Regions from separate parts of the Mus musculus genome. Here region 2 is linked to region 1. Evidence: chromatin loops called from intact Hi-C (ENCODE). Cell type or tissue: heart. All regions are shown on one strand. Each heading gives the region's core, and the rest is flanking DNA. Links, peaks and the distances in the headings are about the cores only.

Region 1 (4,398 bases), core at 125-4,124:
AGTCAGCTTCACCAGCTGTAAAATATGACTGCCTGGCTTAGGCGCTGTAACTAATATTTGTGTTGTGTCGCGTCTTCAAAGTTCTTTTCTGTGTGTGATCTAACTTAATTATTCAGATCCTACAGGTCAGAAGGATAGTTACTGTTGAGCTCATTATAGAGATGGAGATAGAAAGGCTCGTGAATGTAAAATATGTAATTAGAGTTGTACAGACTGTAAATGGCAGAGGTAGGATTTAGACTTGGCTGTCTGGGCACAGTTCTGTGTAGGTAGTCACCATTGCTACCATCTAAAATGTCTGGCCTAATAAGGTTACATTTAGTCATTGCTCAGTTATGGCCAGACTTTTAAAGGTGCCTTTTAACAGTTTTCAACAGGTACAACATGTTCTTTAGCCTGTGGGACCAAATGCTTTTATGGTTCCATTTCGGGTGGAGCCAATTAACTATTCAGTTAATAGCCACACTTTATAGCTAAGGTAATTGAAAAGCCACATCACACTGGCTGATTTTTTTTTTTTTTTTTTTTTTTTTTGCCACTCCAGCTGCTTTCAAGAGCCCACATTGATTTCTGCCTAGATAGCTTCCAGAATTTCTGGGTCAATATAAAAATTCTTTCTCTCATTACTTGTTACTAATGTGTGAAGAGTCCTAACAGTAGCAACAAAACTTGTAAGTAAACCCTGGCGAGTGTAATAAATCGTGTAGGACTAGAAAAATGCCTCAGTGGGTAAAGTGCCCATCACCCAAGTGTGAGGACCAGATTTCAATCCCCAATGCCCATGTGAGCCAGACATGATGGTAGCGCGTGTCTGAAATCCCAGCACTCTTATGAGGAGATGGGAAGCAGAGACCAGAGAATCCTTGGAAGCTGCTGGGCCAGTCAGGTGTCGTATAAAGCAACTGTCGTATAAAGACAAAATCCAAAGAGGAAAAGATGCAATGTCTGGATTCTCTCACGATAGAGCACATGTGAGCATGGCAGACATATACACAGATAAAAGGCAAAAAAAAAAAAAAAAAAAAAAAGGTATGCTCATGCACTTCCCACTGGAAGTCAGTTCCAAACTTTGATAATTCCTCACAAGCTATTCTTTCTGCAGCTCTCAATTTCCATACGAAGTGAGTAATCTCTGTGTAATAGACCAGTAACATTACAGATTTGGAAATAGACCTAAGGAGACTTTACCAAAACTCATGGACAGGCAAAGGAAGGGAAGATGCAGAGTGGGGGTTATACTAAGGTAGCTGCGTTTCATCAGTAATGTTTTAAAGGTCATTTAAAAATTCTAATACAGCCAGGCATGGTGGCACACGCCTTTAATCCCAGCACTCGGGAGGCAGAGGCAGACGGATTTCTGAGTTCGAGGCCAGCCTGGTCTACAAAGTGAGCTCCAGGACAGCCAGAGATATAAAGAGAAACCCTGTCTCGAAAAACCAAAAAAAAAAAAAAAAAAAAAATCTAATACACTCTTACAAGAAATTTCCACAGACACACATACTACCAATGTACCAATACTAGAGAGTCAGCATAAGTTACCAAGAGGATTTGTAGCTGTGTGGATCTTGATCTGATCTAATCTAGGTATTTCCAAATGTTACGGAAGTATGCGTGAGAGCATAAGAAACTCTATCTGGGGCTAGTGGATGGCTCACTGGGCAAGAGCACTGACTGCTCTTCTGAAGGTCCTGAGTTCAAATTCCAGCAATCACATGGTGGCTCACAACTACCCGTAATGAGATTTGACACCCTCTTCTAGTGTGTCTGAAGACAGCAACAGTGTACTTATTTATAATAATAAGTAAAAAAATTTTTTAAAGAAATTCTATCTGGAGAAAGGTATTTCAAGTATTGACTTATCAAAAAATTGCTTTGTGCTTCTCCTGTGAATTTTAGTCTGAGAGAGAGAAGGCAATAGGAGAGAATAGGATCAACAAATCATAGCCAGGATTGGGGTGCCTGAAATCTAGTCCTAGCACCTAAGAGGAGGTAGAGGCAGGAGGATAAAGCCATGGATTTGAGGCCAGCCTGGTCTACACTGTGAGTTCTAGGAAAGCCAGTGAGAGTCTGATTCAAACAAAACAGGAACTAACAACAAACGCCAAAATAAAAAAGAAAGAAGCCACAAAATAGAGGATAGAAGATAATAGTCATTAACTTATCCAGAGACAGAGTCTTTGAAGGCAAGCCCCACATATTCTGTAGAAAAACAAGGCCTTCCTACTGTTTATTATTGAGTACCGCACTTACAAACGGTCTATTTTGGTTTACTTCCTCTTTGGAATGATCCTGGCCTTGGGATCCAGTTGGCTTTCTTTTCTTTCTCCTCTGAGTATAGACGGTCATCTAGTGACAGCAGAGAGAACTGCAGCTACCCTCCAGCTATTGAGGAAGCTTGTTGGATCTGCAATGAAAGGAGTTAGGTTGGCATTATTCACCACAACAGAGACCACCTTGTTTGTTTGTTTGTTGTTTTGTTTTTCGAGACAGGGTTTCTCTGTATAGACCTGGCTGTCCTGGAACTCACTTTGTAGACCATGCTGGCCTCAAACTCAGAAATCCGCCTGCCTCTGCCTCCCGAGTGCTGGGATTAAAGGTGTGCGCCAACACGCCCGGCATCAGAGACTACCTTAATACTGCCATCTGTAAGCCTGTCTCCTAAGCACTCCTCCTACCAAAGGCCACTTTATAACATTGTCTTCTTGTGTCCCTCTTCCCTGAGAGAGTATCTTAAGATCAACTTAACAACAGGCTTTGTAACACTGTATTCTTGTGGGTCATTGATACTACCTCAAAAGCTAGATTTGGAATACCTTCTTCTTGTACATAGCCTCCAACAGAGACACCTCTTTTTTCTTCATTATTTTAAATTCCTTTTATAACTTTTTGAGAGCTTTGCACATGAGCATTGAGTCTCTATCCACTCCTTGCCTTTCCTCATCCGTCAAACTGCTCCAGTGTCTATCCCTCCCAATGCATGGCCTTGTCTTTATTATTTTTACATATACATATATAAATACATATGTGTATGCATCCTCTGAGGGCATTCAGCATTGCTTATATGTACAATTATCTCGAGTTGACCACTTGGGATTGCACATCCTATGCAGGGCTGGCTCTCCTGGAGGAAAGTCATTCTCTCTTTCAGCAACTATTGGTCATTGTAGCTCTTCTAGGCGTGGGTCCATATGGAACATCCTGTGTCCACATTGGCATGTCAGCTGATGTTGTCTTTAGCCAGTCTTCACACAATCATTAGTGGGTGCATTTGCCCTGTCATGCTTAGGGGATACTATCTAGTAACAAGTGTCCTGGACCATGAGTCTTATAGTCTTTCTGCCCCTTCTATGATTTTCCTTGAGCCTTGGGCGTAGGGCTTGTTTTGAATACGTGTCAGTTGGGGTTGGACACCCCACAGATCTGTAATCTCTGCGTTTTGACCAGGGTGGGTCTCTGTAATAGTCTCCATCTGTTACATAAGAAAGCTTCTTTGATGGGGTGTGAGAGCAACTCTTATCTTCAAGGTTCAAGGAAGAGTTTAGGATAAAGTTAGAAATTACATCGGTTTAGGAAAAAGGCAGGATTAGGGTCTCCACTCGGGTCTATGAGCTCTCTGGCCACGGGTAACCAGTTGGCTAGGATTACAGTACCAAAAGTGGATTTCTGCCCATTGAGAAACCCTGGATGTCCTGGAACAATCCAATTAGACAGCCATGGTTACAAGATAAAAGCGACTATTGACCATGCGAGCTATCTTGCTTTGTTATGCCTATGGTCCTTGGGTTTCACAGCTGGATAGGCCTATAGATTGCTCCTCTCACTGGGCAGCTTGTTTAGCACCTGCATGTGTCGGAGCTAGTCCTCTGCAGGAGGCGCCCATCTCAGTTCCAGTTCAATTTCTCCAAGTCTGTGTCTGAAGTGTGTGGTGTCTTCAGCAATAAGGTCTTGCCTTCAAGTTCTGGAAGTCAACCGAGGGCAGTGGCAATGATCCATATTGGTTTTTGGTTTTTGTGGGAGGTTGGTGGGCGTGTTGTTGGAATTCTTGTATTCTTCTGACAGTAAATCAAGGGGAGTTTCCCATACCTGGTACTGAGCCTTTTGCGGGGAGCATCATCACCTCGGGTACAGTAACTCCATTTAAATAAATAAATGTGTTTGCTCACTCACATAACATGCCTTCAGAAAGCTGAATCAGACTTTAGTGAGCATTTATTTTTTTTTTTTTTAGATTTATTTATTTATTATATGTAAGTACACTGTAGCTGTCTTCAGACACACCAGAAGAGGGCGTCAGATCTCGTTACGGATGGTTGTGAGCCACCATGTGGTTGCTGGGATTTGAACTCCGGACCTTTGGAAGAGCAGTCGGGTGCTCTTACCCACTGAGCCACCTCACCA
Region 2 (4,398 bases), core at 66-4,065, 200 kb before region 1:
TCTGATGTGCTGACTCAGATAGATACAGTTGGGAATAGACTTCAATTCACTGGTACACGAAAGGACTTTCCCAACAGGATCCTAGCCTTGTAGACATTTAAGACCAAAAATTAATAAACAGACCTCATGAAACTAAAATGTTTCTGTACGCAAAAACCACTATCATTTGAGTGAAGAGGCAATCTACAAAGTGTGAATTATCTTTAACAGTTAAAACACCTGACAGGAGTATCTTGAATACACACACAGACAAAAAAAAAAAAACAAAACAAACAAACAAACAAAAAACCAAACAAACAAAAACAACAACAACAACAACAACAAAACCAAACTAAACATGAAGAGAACAGAAAACACACTGGGGAAGGAGTGATAGAAAAGACTAAGAGCCACAAGAAGTATATAAACACAAGGGAGCGATGTCTTCCAGACACAGGAGAGCAGCTGCATATATAAGCACTCACAGTGATTCTAACAGCACAAGCCCCATGTAGACCAAATGTCAAAATGGAGAGGTGACAGGTAAGTTCTAACCATAGTCAAGGAACTACCTGGGAGAGGAAAGTCAGTATTCTTTAAAAATGTCCCTATAGATAGCTCAGTATAGATGGCTCAGTCAGTAAAATACTTGTCACACAAGCATAAGGACTAGAGTTTTATTCTCAGAACCCACATAAAATGTCAGGTGTGGCCAGGCTGAGGCAGGCGGATCTAGAAATTCAGAGCCAGCCTGATACACAAAGCAAGACCCCACCCCCTAACTCCCCAACCAAGTAATTCCTGGTAAGTTGAACACACCCAGGAATATATGGGTAGCACAAATGGACTTGATGGGTTTAAGAAAAAAAGGAAGACACACAGGTAAACAGGAGGTATGGCAGGCAGTGAATACGATTAAGCCAGTGTGTGGAACTCCCAAAGAATTAATACACCCTCAACCCCATTTTGAGAAAGAAAGTTTATTTAGCCTTGGCTAACCTAGAATTGCCTATGTAGTCCAGGCTGGCCTTAAAATTCAGAGATACACAAGACTCTGTTTCCTGAATGCTGGAATTAGAGGCATGTATAACTATGCCCACCAAAATGAACATTTTAAAGAAACAAAGAGAAAAAAAATTCTCAATTTAATCAAAGTGTAAAAGTACAGTTAATGGCTTTAAAAAATATTTAAACTGACATTTTAAAATTTTTTATTTTTAAGCAAAATTAAAATAATTTTCTCCCTCTAAGCTGTGTTTACTTTTCTAGGTGTGTGCAAGTGTTTTACTTGTATTTATGTATGCATATCATATGTGTGTCTAGTGCCCTCACAGACCAGAAAAAGGAGCCAAACCCTCTGGACCTGGAGTAATGGAAGAAGAGCTCACGTGTACTTATGAAGGAGCCACCACAACAGGAATTCCAGGCCATTACCCAAATCTTTGTACCTTTGGCCTTTTTATAGTAAGCACCATATACAGCATATGGATTAAAATCCTATAAGCTCAGCATGACAGCAAATGTATATAATTCCAGTAACCCAGAGACTAGGGTAGCCAAATCTTGAATTCAAAGCTAGCTTGGATCACATAGCAGATAAGGAGTGAAAATTTTTACCTGGAAGTTTAAGCTTTCGACAGCAAGAATTACAGTGATGTTTGGCTCTGAAGTTTTTTATTGCATCTTCTCCTAGATTGGCAGGGCCAAAAACCATGTCACAGGATCTGCAGAATTGGTGAGTAAAGAAGGGAGTTTAAGTTTAAAGAAGTGGAAATGTGGAGTTGAAAACAGCAAATTATGCCACAACAAAACAGTTAAATCTCATTACCTTTTTTCTTCAGCTTTTATTACAGATGGGTCAGTCAAGTTTTCTCCCACTCCTTTAAATGCATACATAAAAAAGACAAATAACATGATATAAAGGTTTATGTTCACATAATAAAAGTGTGGAGATATTTTATAGCATAATTCTTAATCACAATGTTAATAAATCTCACTTATCTCTCAAGCCAATTTAGGAGCCCACTGACAGAAATGAGAGCAGCAACAGCTCTGGCCACAGAAGCAAAATTAAAACTGGAGTGAAGGTCTACCAATGTAGCACGTACCTCCATGCTACAAATTTATCCAATACCTCAGACTTAGTGATATAGAGGGCGATGTAAACAGCAGGGTAGTTAGTAGTCGTACAGTGCCTGCCTAAGGTGTGAAAATCACAGGTGAGGGGAGAATAGGTGGAAAGAATCTGGAACAAGCCCTTGTTCTGGCTTTCTACCACTAGGTGGGGTGGCTCACACCATTAATCCCAGCACTCCTGAAGGAGAGGAAGGAGGATGTGTGAGTTTGAGTTTGCCTGGTTTAAGTAGCCAGTTCCAGGTCAGCCAAGGCTACAAGGCTACAAGGCTACAAGGCTACAAGGATACACTGTGAGTCTGTCTCAAAACCCAAAGAACCAGGGTGGGGAAAGAGTCTGAGCTTTCTCTCTTGGAAAAAGCAGCTGCCATCTAAGTCCAACTACCTAAAATCATCCTACTATAGGAAACCCCATTTTAGTTACGAAGATAGTAGTGAACCAAGATCTAAGATATTTAATTCCAAATAAACTATCCAATGTCTTCAGCAATTCAAGCTCTCAGAAAGGACAATAGTGATGAGATATCTAGTCTATCTAAGTTCTGGATGTATGGGGCAGAAGAAATGGCTCAGAGTGTAAGAGCACTTACTGCTTTTCCCAGCACCCACACAGAGGCTCACAACTGCCTGGAACTCCAGGGGACAGTCTAAGAACTGCAGTTCCAGGGGATCTGCTGCCCTCTTCTGACATCCCCGAGTTTCTGGAAGCCATGAGTTAAGCAGTTGTTATAAGCTACTAATTTATTTTTGGATAGTTTAGTGAAAGATAACATAAAACAAAAAACAAAGACATTCATTACTGCTTTGGTAAAAAAATGATTTTTATACCTAGGAAATACTAAGAGTTAGACAACTAAGAGTATTGTAGTAGATTTCATATGAATATGTATCACCCTAACTATTAAGATAGCTAGGCTAGCCAGCCAGTGGTGACAAACACCTTTAATCCCAGCACTTGGGAGGCAGAAGCAGGCAGATTTCTGAGTTCGAGGTCTACAAAGTGAGTTCCAGGACAGCCAGGGCTACACAGAGAAGCCCTGTGTCGGAAAAAAAAAAAGGAAAAAAATTAGTTAGGCTAGGTGTGGTGGCACATCCCTTCAGTCACAGCACTTGGGAGACTCGGGCAGGAAAGTTACAAGTACCAGGCCAGTTTGGGATGCATAGTAAAACTATACCTCAATAAAAGTTAAGACAACCAATCTCATTATTCAAAACCCCAATGACTATACTCAATGACTGTAAATGACTCATTTTACACTGTCTACCAGCCTAAGATTTTAAACTAGCAGATATCTGTATATCATGTGTAATATGTGAATAGGTGAGAACTTCACTTCAGTAATTCAATTAGTATTAGATTTACCTTGTAAGTCAAGTACCAGTAACTCCCCTCTGGTATATTCATAGGTCCAGTGGCTAAAGGCTAGCATGATCTCTTCTAGAGTATTTGTAGGAATGATTTCATCACCATTATTGTTGTTGTATTTTCTAAATTCACCAGTCATGCACTCTTCTACAGCAAACCACTGCCCTGCTGAATGGCAGTACAACAGGAAAACTTCAAGGAACCTTACAAAAAAGTCAGATATCACCGGGGATTGTAAGTGAGATTCTAATTGATAAGTAGCAATGCATAGCAAATACACACCAGCAACAATGAGTGCCAATAAAGACTGCCATCTAAGTAATACGAAGTCCCCACCAAAGGCAAACATTTACCTTGGAGAATATGGTATGGATTTGGGTTTCATCTGATTAAAGGCAAATGTGAGCTTTTGTGCTGCTCTCTGTTGTTGTATTTCCTATAGAAAAGGGAAGGGCCTTATCAATATGTAAGATTTCATTTATTCACACTTCCAAAGTTAAAATAGGAAACTCAGATCACAGCTTACAGTCAAGTTCACTGACACTTACTCTGAGACAGAGATGTAGAACCGTATCTTCTTTATAAATGCTTGACCATGTGTTTATCACCTCAGGAAGAAATGACTTAATGATATAGAGATGCCCTGACTTCAGGATATCGTGCTCTGACCAGGTACACAGCACTTTGACTGCTCTTCGTAAACCACCTCCCATTTCCTCTTTACTTAAAAACTCAATTTTGGCACAGAGGCCTAGCTGAGACCATGAAGACATGCTGTTATTCAGTATACTGGGAGAACTCTCCTCCAGACGGTACACTGTGACAGGCTCGCCTGTAACACAAATGAACAGTTTAAGATCAAATCATAACTTTAAAAAAATGACAAAGAATAGTAAGAATTTGTAATTATCTATGGTTAA

What was found. A loop is a pair of places that touch in the nucleus more often than their neighbours do. Peaks named below come from ENCODE experiments on the same cell type or tissue, not always from the same donor. Only the 100,000 strongest peaks of a DNase experiment are listed, where the experiment ranks them.
Region 2: it touches region 1 in a loop (4-fold over the local background); 10 of 42 quality-filtered maps call a loop at or near these places.

Annotation. Positions count from the first base shown.
Region 1 is chr2:126,994,642-126,999,039 of GRCm38, forward strand. No RefSeq gene overlaps it. Among named protein-coding and RNA genes, the nearest start is that of Ap4e1, 12 kb to the right of the region's middle. In heart, for the core only: a CTCF peak has its summit at 2,353; no DNase peak of the experiment used is centred there; H3K27ac peaks cover 371 bases.
Region 2 is chr2:126,793,636-126,798,033 of GRCm38, forward strand. It overlaps Trpm7 (transient receptor potential cation channel, subfamily M, member 7), which reads right to left. Exons shown (of 39, transcript NM_021450.2): 34 at 4,027-4,310; 35 at 3,832-3,914; 36 at 3,476-3,681; 37 at 1,808-1,859; 38 at 1,597-1,703. Among named protein-coding and RNA genes, the nearest start is that of Usp50, 12 kb to the left of the region's middle. In heart, for the core only: a CTCF peak has its summit at 2,247; no DNase peak of the experiment used is centred there.